Linked DNA regions of Homo sapiens: region 2 is linked to region 1. Evidence: chromatin loops called from intact Hi-C (ENCODE). Cell type or tissue: ascending aorta. All regions are shown on one strand. Each heading gives the region's core, and the rest is flanking DNA. Links, peaks and the distances in the headings are about the cores only.

Region 1 (5,389 bases), core at 195-5,194:
CAGTGTAAAGAAACAGAAAGAAATACAGATCCCGTGATTCTACATCCAGATGCAGCTACAGTATGCATTTTGGCAAATTTCCTTTCAGCCTTTTGTTGTATGAAAAATTTCTAAGACATGAGGATTTATTTTTTAATAGGATACAGCTCTTTGAAACAAAAGCCATGTTTATGCTCAAGGCATACTTATGCTTCTGGTTCAGATATACAGAATTGTCTCGTTCTAGGGATTCAGTGAGGATCTAAATCTGTTTGTGTTAGGGACATCGATGTGATGCCACCCTCAAAGAGGACAGGAGAGGTGCTTGAAGATCAAAACCATTCCTGGGAGAACTAGGTTGAGACAGGGGTAAGGGGAGCCGGTCTAGGTAAGAGAGTTGACAAAGCAAAAGATAGGTCTTTCCATGAATTTTATTAACACAAGGAGAGTGAGAGCAGGGACCACACCCAGTTGGAGGGAATGGGAGTTGAGTGCTGGCTGAAGGAACTAGGGCATCCCAAGAGACCTGGCTTCAAAGGGCCGTCCAGCAGCCTGGCTACCCCAAAGGGCTATGCAAAATACCAAGACCTGCCAAAGTGCTCAGAACCTCCACCTTCAAGCATAGACCAACTTGATTATTCCTGAGCCCTGCAAGTAATTGATGTGAGACCTTTTGTTAGTTTGCCATTAATAACAGCCAACATTTCTTGAGTATGTGTCCAGCACTGGCTAATCTATCTCCTGGTGTTATCTTGTTTAGCCCTTACAACAAGTTGGTTACTGTTGGGATATCCATTTTACAGATAAAGAGTCAGAGTTAAGAGAAGTTGATGGTTTTGCCCAAGGCCACTTGGATAAATAGAGAAATAGGAATTCCAGCTCAGTGATTGTCTCATTCTAGTTCTTACTCTTCGCTGCCATGTGGTCTGTGATTTAGTCATTTGCCAGGGGGTTATGGTAGTAGTCTAACCTACTGGAGGAAACTGTTGTGTACGGGGGTGGGTGGGAGGCAGTAATTTCTGGAGGTTTTCAAATTATTGTACCAAGGTAGCATTGCTTACCCCTTCTAAATTGCTCTGTGTAAACCTGGTCTATAAATATGTCAAATATTCAAACTAACTTCTGACTTAGAAGTATTCCAAGCTCTTGAGTCTGTCAACATTTTTTCTTTTAATTAAGCTGGACTTCAGTTTTATTCACATAGAACATAGAATTATATAATCAGAATATCTCAATTGTCACAATTTCTACAAGAGTTACAATTCAAAATTTAACTGAATCACTGCTCTGAAATAGCAGGAGTTTTAAAGTTAGTCTGCAAGGACATGAAGAAATACTCATGAAACATGAAATTTCAAGGTCATGTACCCTGCCTGCCATCATCCCAAAAATGGAATACGTGCATTTTTTAACAGCTTTATTGGGATATAATTCATATACCATATAATTCACTCATTTGAATTATAAAATCCAGTGGTTTTTAGTATATTAACAGATATGTGCACCATTGCCACAGTCAATTTTAGAATATTTTCATTACTTCAGAAAGAAATCCCATAGTGTCCTCTGGCTACTACCTCCCCACCCTTTCATGTCCTCCCTTCTCCTCTCTCCCACCCCAGTCTGAAGCAACTAGTAATCTACTTTCTGTCTCTATAGATTTGTCTATTCTGGATATTTATATAAATGGAATGATATAATATGTGAACATTGGTGACTGGATTCTTTCAGCTAACGTGTTTTCAAGATTCATCCAAGTTGTGTCATGTGCTCAATTTGTTCTTTGTATTTTATTTTTTCTAAGGGTTCACACCCTTGATGCCGATAACAGGTGCTTCCCTACTTATCCTGGACAACTTCACCGCATAACCATAACATTTCCAAGGATCACTTAGAATTATAAATTTTGCACATTGTGGTAGACAGGTCTTTGATCCCTGCAAAGCTTTAAGAACACTTTTCACTACTTCAGAGATGTCCATGTTCTCCTTAGCATCTTTTCGTCTCTCATAAATATATTTTCAGCCATGAATGCATGGTTCAGTGAAGCCTTCCCTTGCAGTCTGGCAAAGTGTCTTTTTTTTTTTTTTCTGCAGAAGAAAGCTGATCAATGGCTGTGAAATAAAAGTAAGCTTTAAAACAAACAATTAGAAAACAGTAGGGTCAATCCATTTTGAGGAGGTTTGTAGTTTTAGACTCCATTAATAAATTACAAAGCCAGAATTAAACTTGTAATAAATAATACTATGTTGTAGGTATTTTTCGAGGTTTATTTTTCAGTTACACCAAATTAAATATAATCATTTGATTAAAATAATACAAAAGCCAATATAATATAAAATTTTATTTATCATTTGCTGTTCCTCATTGTCTTCTCCTATAAGCTGACCTCTTATATAATATAGTAACTGAATTGGTATTAAATAGGTCTTTGCTCCATTCATTGTAGCTTACTGAATAATTATACAAATATTTCATAATACAGTTGTAAACCTAGAATGAATTTTATACTAAGAAACAGAAAGTTAGGTTCTTCAAAACTTTCTTAGAATGAGACAGATTATGGATACAAATAAAATAAAATAAATTGGTATTTTAACTATTATGCTTTTTATTTCAGCACTATCTCAGAGTGAGACAGCATTTGTTTAAATGTTTGTTAAATGTTTATTCTCCTAAACATTTAATAACCTGATCTGTGCCATAAGCTGGACTAGGTGTTTTCAAGTATATTTCAGTTATTTATGACATATGCAAATATAAAATAATAAGCAAAATGATGTAACACTGTCATATTATTATTATTGTTCCAGCTATCAGTATAGTGCCTACCAAAGACTGTACAGATTTATCTCTATGCTTCATTTTGGGCTTGAGCCCAGGTAGAGAGAAAGGTAAATTTTGCTCAGAAATGTATACTGTTACCCAGCTTCTTTATACTACAAATAGCTTGAAAGAAAAAAAGTTTTCTTGACTCTTGTTCAGTCACAGCAGTCTTCCAAACAAAATGTTGTTTGTTGACCTTGGAACTGCCCTCCACACACCACGCAACTCTTTGTCAGTCAAGTGAGAGCTGTTTATTGGGTGCTGTGGAATCCAGCAGCTTCTCACATGGTTCCAGAGTCCGGTGAACAGAAGCCTTGTCTGTGTCTTGGGTGATGGTGAGACAAGACATGGTGGATCCCCAACTATGATTTTAACTAATAGAATATGAAGCTATTTCAGAGCCTCACTTTGTGTCTTAAATTGAGTTACTTGTTAATCTAAAGAAATTTTAAAATATGATAGTATTTTTTTTCATAAACCTGTGAAATGTCTAAGCACTAAGTGGTCAGACAGAACATAAATTTAGGTTTATCCAGGACAGAAGTTTTCATCTTCACCCTTTGTTTCAATTTCCATCCTATTGGGTTGCATCGAACCAGTGTTTCCTCACTGAATATGTTCATTATGTGTGTACATACTGTAAGGATAGCTCACAGTGGCGGGACATGTGTTTTATAGGATTTTTTTCTAAGTGGCCCAAGAGTATACAGGCATACCTAATTTTGTTGTGCTTTGCTTTATTGTTTTTGCTTTATTGTGCTTCACAGATAATGCATGTTTTAGACATTGAAGGTCTGTGGCACACTTATATTAAGCAAGTCTGTCAGCACCATTTTTTCAACAGCATAAGCTCACTTTGTGTCTCTGTGTCACATTTTGGTAATTCTCACGATATTTCAAACTTTTAAATTATTTTTTGTATCTGTTATGGTGATCTGTGATCAGTGATCTTTGATGTTACTATAGTAATTATTTTGAGACCCCCAAAACTACAAGAATCACTGAAAGAAACACACAATAAATTTTCCATATAAGTTGAATTAATTTATACCTGGATAGGTTTATGTGCAAATCAATAAGGCAACTAGCATAATTAAGAAAAAAATTAAAAATTCAGTTTCTGTACTGAGACTACATTTAGGTAAAATGGTTAAATGCACCAGAAACTTTCATCCAATCCTAATGAAAGATAAATTGTATGATTTTCTGGATAATGCAATTAATTAGAAGCTAATTACAGGTATATGTGTATATTGTACACTCTTTCTGTACATACACAAGTTTTGTTTACATGATTGTATTACAGCCTTCATCATCATTTAGCACAGTATTGAGAAACTAGTAGCCATTCTTTTAATATTTGGTTTGTAATCAAGTCAAGTCATTTTAAAGGTCTGACATAGTCATGGGGTGATTCTAATAAATCCTGGACTTAGAGTGAAGACTCTCTCACTGATATTCTTGTAATTATTTCCTTAATCCTCCTCAGATTCAGCCTTTAATTCATTTTATCAAGAAGCAGCATTGCTATGTTAATTTCCTTTATAGTCTGTTGCTCATAAGAAGCATTAATAAGCACAGAAATAATAATAATATCAACAATATTTGATGTTTGGCACCTGTACCAAATACAATGCATGTGACTATTGCTGATCTTCAGATAGGTAATAGTATCTAGCTCACCAAGATTAAGTAACTTGCCCAGAGTCACAGTCAGGCAGATTGAACCCAGTCTATCTCACTTGAGCATCACTGTAGAATATTTTGATCATACATGCACACCATCTTTGGCTGTGTCTTCACGCAGAAATCTGTTGGTTATTTTTTGCTGAGGAGACTTTGAATTTTTGGATTTGTGCCTATGAATATTATCTCTGTTAAATACTTTACAAATGGTTAATACAATTTATGATATAATGAAATAAATGAACTGGAACTTGAAAATAATATTTAGAGAAGAGAGAGAAATGGGAGAGTAGGTTAATATTTTAGATTCATGAACTTTGTGGTGACTGACTTTTAAGGTTAAAAGAGTTAGTGAATTTTTGCTATTTTATATCATTGGTTCATATTCCATATTTATATCATTTGTTCAAGTTCCTCAAATGTTTTTTAGCAAAATAATAATGATGAAGTGAGGTTAATGTCTGCTATTTTTTTTTCATCAAGTTGAAACAAGACAAAACTCAAGAAATCAGCAGGTCAGAGCAAACGGACAGAAGAGTCCTTTTTTTTTTTTTTTTTTCCTCTGTGTATGACTCTGGGTATAAATAGAACAGTAATAAATTGGTTTTGGAAAAATGTGGTACACATTGGAAAAGATGAAGGCTAGCGCCTGGTACACTTTGGATTAAAATACGTATCAAACTTCCATATTATCCCCTTCTGCCTCTGCAGTTAATAAAAACACATCGTGAAATCGAGATGCTGAAAAAAACAAGCATTTCTTTCCTAACATTGATGACACTGATTTAATAAAATCTGTCGCTGAATACCCTAAAGTTTGTTCAATGAGAAGGATGTGAATTAATTAATTTAAATATATATAGATTAGAGTAGCTAACAAATAATATCATTGTTGCTT
Region 2 (5,389 bases), core at 93-5,092, 690 kb after region 1:
ACGGATGTCTCTGTACTTTATGACAGTTCAACTTACAATTTTTTTACTTATGATGGTGCAAAAGCAATACACATTCAGTCGAAAACATGCTTACTTCAAGTATCCATATAACCATTTTGTTTTTCACTTTAACATATATTAAATATATTTAATATATTACATGAGTTATTTAATACTTTACTACAAAGTAGACATTGTGTTAGATGATTTTGCCTAACTGTAGGCTTATGTAATTGTTTTGAGCATGTTTAATGTAGGCTGGCCTAAACTATGGGGTTTAGTAGGCTAGGTGTGTAAAACCTCACAAACCTATGATGTTCCTGAACCATTTCTCTCTTCATTTTACTAATCTTCTAATTTCTGCTTCTAACATAATAACGGTGCCGAGAATTTTTTTGTTTTTATAATAACATAGTAACAGTGTTAACATAATAACAATGCATTTTTGACTTATGATATTTTCAACTTGTAACCCCATACTAAATTGAGGAGCATCTGTACTAGCATTGAGTGAATTTTGGAAATGAAGCAAAATCTTATTGTAATAGAAATAGATAAGTTTCTGGTCAATAAAATAATAATAATTAGTTAATCAAGAACTATCCAGAGGTAACCAATTGCTTACCAAGGTTTGCATTGTGCTGACTTTTTGGGTTTTTACAGTTTAATTAATTCATGAAGCAGAAAAAGAAAGACTATGAAATTGACTAGTATTTTGTTACCACTTACCCATGGTTTTCAAAAACACTACTCTTAGACTAAGTTGTAAATTTTCAAATTTTCTTATTTGTGTATAGTACATTTTAAAATTCATTTAAAAAGCTCTAAGAATCCTGGGATCTTATAGTACTACAGTGAAGAGCAGTAAAAATGTTAATAAAGCCCTGAACATACTATGTTTTCTGTATAGCAATATATGGCATTCTAGGAAATGGTCCTATAATACCCCTAGTATACATTACATTAGAGGAAAATGTGCCACTTACTCTGAGTGATGAGGAATCACTTCTTCTTGGAAAAACTTCCTTACACTTTTCCGGAAAATGTCATGCTCTGGAGAAAAGATTCTTCGAATTCCTATATCTGTTAATTTTTTAGCAGAAGGAGTTTCTAGACGTTCTTCCCCTCCGGAATGAGAACATCTTAAAAATATATATATGCAATAGGAAAAGTAAGTGAATTGTTACTCTTCATATCCAAATTAGTGCCACTGAACAACATGGATTTCTTTCACAGAGAAACTTGAGAGGCAAGTAGAAAGAGTTTGAATTATGACAAAGCTGGGTTCAAATTTGGGCGCCACCACTTTTGATGGGATCTACCTCATGTAGCTGGAATTAAGAAGTACCTTATCATTATTCAACTCGGTCTCCATCTCCAAATCCTTAAAGAAGATGATGCCTAGAACTAACCACAGGTCTGACTTGAGGTGAAATGTAGTATTGTCAGGTGACATATGGATCACATTATGTAAAATTCAAATAGTACGGTAGAGTAATACTGATAAATTTTCATATCATATACAATGTTTAAAATAATGCAAAGCCTCCAAAATTAGTATTTTAACCAGAATCACACAATTTCAAATTGCAGGTGTATAAGATGCAAACCATGTTGATGTAATCGCCACATTACAAAGCCAATCTGGGTGGAGATAAAAATACCCATCAATCTCTGATAAAGATTCTGTAAAATGGAATTATTTAAGACCTACTCCCATCCCTCCCACACCAAGCTTCAAATGAGACAGTTTTGTAGCTCCTTTAGTTCAGTGGTCTTCAGCCTTTTTTACCCTTGAAGTACCCCTGAAAGAAATTTTGAAAATCTATGCATCATTTTGTACATTTTCAAGTTCACATCTAAAAAACTTATCATATATTCAAATCTTGCCAAAGGATGCTTTTTCTATTTTGCATTAAATTCTAATTTAGTGTATTTCTTCCTTAGTTGGACTCTGCCTTTTCTTTTCTAGTCCTTATCCAGAAAAGATCTATTTCATGTAATTAATCAAAGTAGACTTAAAGGGTTTTTAAAAAAATAACTTTTTACTATTACATGTTTCTTTCCTTTTTTTTTTTTTTTGTTTGAGATGGAGTCTGGCTCTGTCGCCCAGGCTGGAATGCAGTGATGCAATCTTGGCTCACTGCAACCTTCGCCTTCCCGGTTCAAGCCATTCTTCTGCCTCAGCCTCTGTAGTAGCTGAGATTGCAGGCGCCTGCCACACATACCCAGCTAAGTTTTGTATTTTTAGTAGAGACGGGGTTTCACCATGTTGACCAGGTTGGTTTTGAACTCCTGACCTCAAGTGATACACCCATCTCAGCTTCCAAAGGGCTGAGACTACAGGCATGAGCTATTGTGCCCAGTCGCTATTACAACCTATTTCTAAGTTTTCCCTAAGTATCATTTTTTTTGTGGCTTATTCATTCATTTAGTTAGCAAATATTTACTGAGTGCCAATTCTGTGCCAGGCACTGTTCTAGTAACTTGGGATACAATAACGAACAAAGGACTAAGATGAGGACAAAGATCTTGGCTTTTAAGCTTACATTCTAACAAAGGGAAACTGAATAAACAATAAACTATAAATATGCAAATTGTATAATACCTTAGAAGGTGGTAAGTATTATGGAGAAAGAAAAGTAGAGAAGGGATCAGGAGTATGTGCCTGGGGGGAGGCAGAGACAGAGGTTGCCGTATGAAATAATGTAGTAGGCGGGGCTTGGTGGCTCACACCTGTAATCCCAGCACTTTGGGAGGCCGAGGCCTGAGGATTGCTTGAGCTGAGGAGTTTGAAACCAGTCTGGGCAACATAGTGAGCCTTGTCACTAAAAACAAACAAACAAACAAAAAAAAAAAAAAAAGGAAAAGAAAAAAAAGTGCTGCAGTCAGGGTAGGTTAAACCAGAAAGGTGAGATTTGAGCAAACCCTTGAAGGTGATAGAGTTAGCCAGGCATACCTCTAGAATAAAAGAATTTTAGGACAAAAGAACAACTAGAGCAAAGGCTGTATGTCTGAATGGTGTCTGATGTGTTCTAGAAAGAGCAAGGAGGCAATTGTAGCCAGAGTGGGCTGAGAAGAGTAGATGAGGCCAGAGATTCTAGGAAGAAGAGATAACAGGGGACCAGGACATGCAGGGGACCTTGACCATTGTCCTGTTGCATCAAATAAACTAACATCTACTTTATCCCTATAATGGAAATGATCGGCTCCTTTTTCTTGCTAGTAGAGATAAAATTATAAAGCACGTATTTGTCCATATAGATTTTCCATACTTGAGAGTTTCCCTCAGGAAAAAAATATGCTGAGATTAGGAAACTGGGGCTGTAAGACACCGAATCATTTGTCAACATAATGAGTAAACAATAGAGCCAGAATTTAAAATCGAGTCTTACTGGATCTTAAAATTGAATAGCCTGTACTGTGTTAAGGAAATCTCTGCAATATTTTTAAGTAAAATATATAAAGACATAGGAAAGCAAAAGAAATGCCAAACGAATAAAGACTTTCAGGTCAGTCAAAGGTGGTCAAGAGAGAATATGCAGAGGGAAGAAAATCAAAACACTTGGCAGCAAGTTTATTGCAACATGTATTTCTCAGTCTAAAGATGAAGAAATCTGTAATGGAAAAATTGGCATTTTTTTCTCTAAGGCAATAAACTGCAACTAATCTTATTGGCTAGGCTATTATTGTTTTTTTAAAGTCTCCTACATTTTAAAAGGGAGACAATCTCCACCAGCACCTTCCACACACCTAGAAGCTGGTTATAAATACACAATCTCAGGCCCCATCCCAGACCCACTGAATCAGAAGCTGTATTTTAACAAGATTCCCAGGTGATTCCTTTGCACATTAAAGGTAAAAAAGCTGTTACAACAAAACTGTAGCCCCCCAGCCCATTCAGAGGGTCTCTCAGGTCTCCCTTTTTCCAGTGTTCTCTATTTGAGGGTAGATTTTCTTGCCATGCTTCAATCAAACTAACTTACGCCAATGGATAAAACAGAAGCAGATATAGTTATCTGGTTATCTTCTATTATGCCAGACATTAAGGGAGTTGTAAAAATGTAAAACAATGTCACTCTTTTCACTTTTTTTCTGTTTAGGAAAAGTTATTTTTCATAAAAACTGTTATTTATGTTAACATGTAATGAGCTTCTTATTGTAACTTTTAAATAAACTAAATATCTGTAAAGTTTCTCAGTTATGTAGATACCTTTCGATAACGACAGACGGATAGATATAACCTACATAAACAAAAGTCCTTTGAGGTCCTGTTTAAGAGCATAAGGGAGCCCTGTTATCAAAAAGTTTTGAGGCAGCACTTTGGGAGACCGAGGCGGGCAGATCACGAGGTCAGGAGTTTGAGCCCAGCCTGGTCAATATGGTGAAACCCCCGTCTCTACTAAAAAGATCAGCCGGGTGTGGTGGTGCGTGCCTGTAGTCCCAGCTACTCAGGAAAGCTGAGGCAGGAGAATTGCTTGAACACGGGAGGCGGAGGTTGCAGCAGTGAGCCAAGATCGCGCCACTGCACTCCAGCCTGGGCGACAGAGTGAGACTCTGTCTCAAAAAAAAAAAAAAAAAAAAAAAAGTTTGAGGATCACTGTCTTATAATGTTCCAAGGAAGAGTTAAGTATGTATCCTAAAGAAAAGTCACCTTCTCAGTGACGTCTTCCCAAATCTCCCCAGGAAAAGTAGGCATTTTGTTTCATAGCTCTCAAATAAAATTAGAGTAGCTTACACCAATGCTGTCATTCGCAAATTTGCCAGTTCCTTCACCCTTATTAAATAATGAATTCTCCATGCTTCCAATTTGTTTACCCAGTGAATAGATTTTATGCATCAGACAGTATCTGAAACTTTTGATCATATTATAAACACCACCTTAGTAGTCACTGAACTACTTAGACTCTGTCTTCATTAATCCTCTGTATTTAGTTAGATTTGTTGATATATCTAAAGCTAATTTCCTTGTTTGATGGAACCCTCGCCAGGTCATTTCTAGCCCAGTTTGTCCTGGACAATTCTGGTCCGCGCCGCAGCCCGGGCACTGAGTCCGGGTCCCAAGTTCACTACCGCGCGGCGAGTCTAAGCCGTGGGGAACGCCGGGTTCACAGCTCGAACTGGGACACAGATCGCAGCCCGCGCTCCTGCAGCCGGGCCCAGGGGGTGACCACCTCCTCCCAAAACGCAGGCTCCCGGGTCCCACTGCAGGCCGCTGAACTAGACGGGTTGGATTGGGGCTCCGGAATGAACTTCTGGAGAAATCTTTCGGCTTTCCCCGACGTGGGCTCGGCGGTCTGTTCTCGGGGCGGCACGGCTGACACCCCTTTTTCCTCCGCCCAGATGCTGGTTGCACCCAGTCCGCGGGATCCAGGAAAGGAGGCCAGCT

The links. A loop is a pair of places that touch in the nucleus more often than their neighbours do. Peaks named below come from ENCODE experiments on the same cell type or tissue, not always from the same donor. Only the 100,000 strongest peaks of a DNase experiment are listed, where the experiment ranks them.
Region 2: it touches region 1 in a loop (3-fold over the local background); 1 of 110 quality-filtered maps calls a loop at or near these places.

Annotation. Positions count from the first base shown.
Region 1 is chr2:209,533,504-209,538,892 of GRCh38, forward strand. All of the region lies in intron 2 of MAP2 (microtubule associated protein 2), which reads left to right. Among named protein-coding and RNA genes, the nearest start is that of MAP2, 110 kb to the left of the region's middle. In ascending aorta, for the core only: no CTCF peak of the experiment used is centred there; a DNase peak (open chromatin) is centred at 3,029.
Region 2 is chr2:210,219,661-210,225,049 of GRCh38, forward strand. ACADL (acyl-CoA dehydrogenase long chain) reads right to left here. Exons shown (of 11, transcript NM_001608.4): 2 at 987-1,142. Among named protein-coding and RNA genes, the nearest start is that of ACADL, 3.1 kb to the right of the region's middle. In ascending aorta, for the core only: no CTCF peak of the experiment used is centred there; DNase peaks (open chromatin) are centred at 2,171 and 2,750; H3K4me3 peaks cover 2,763 bases; H3K27ac peaks cover 2,634 bases.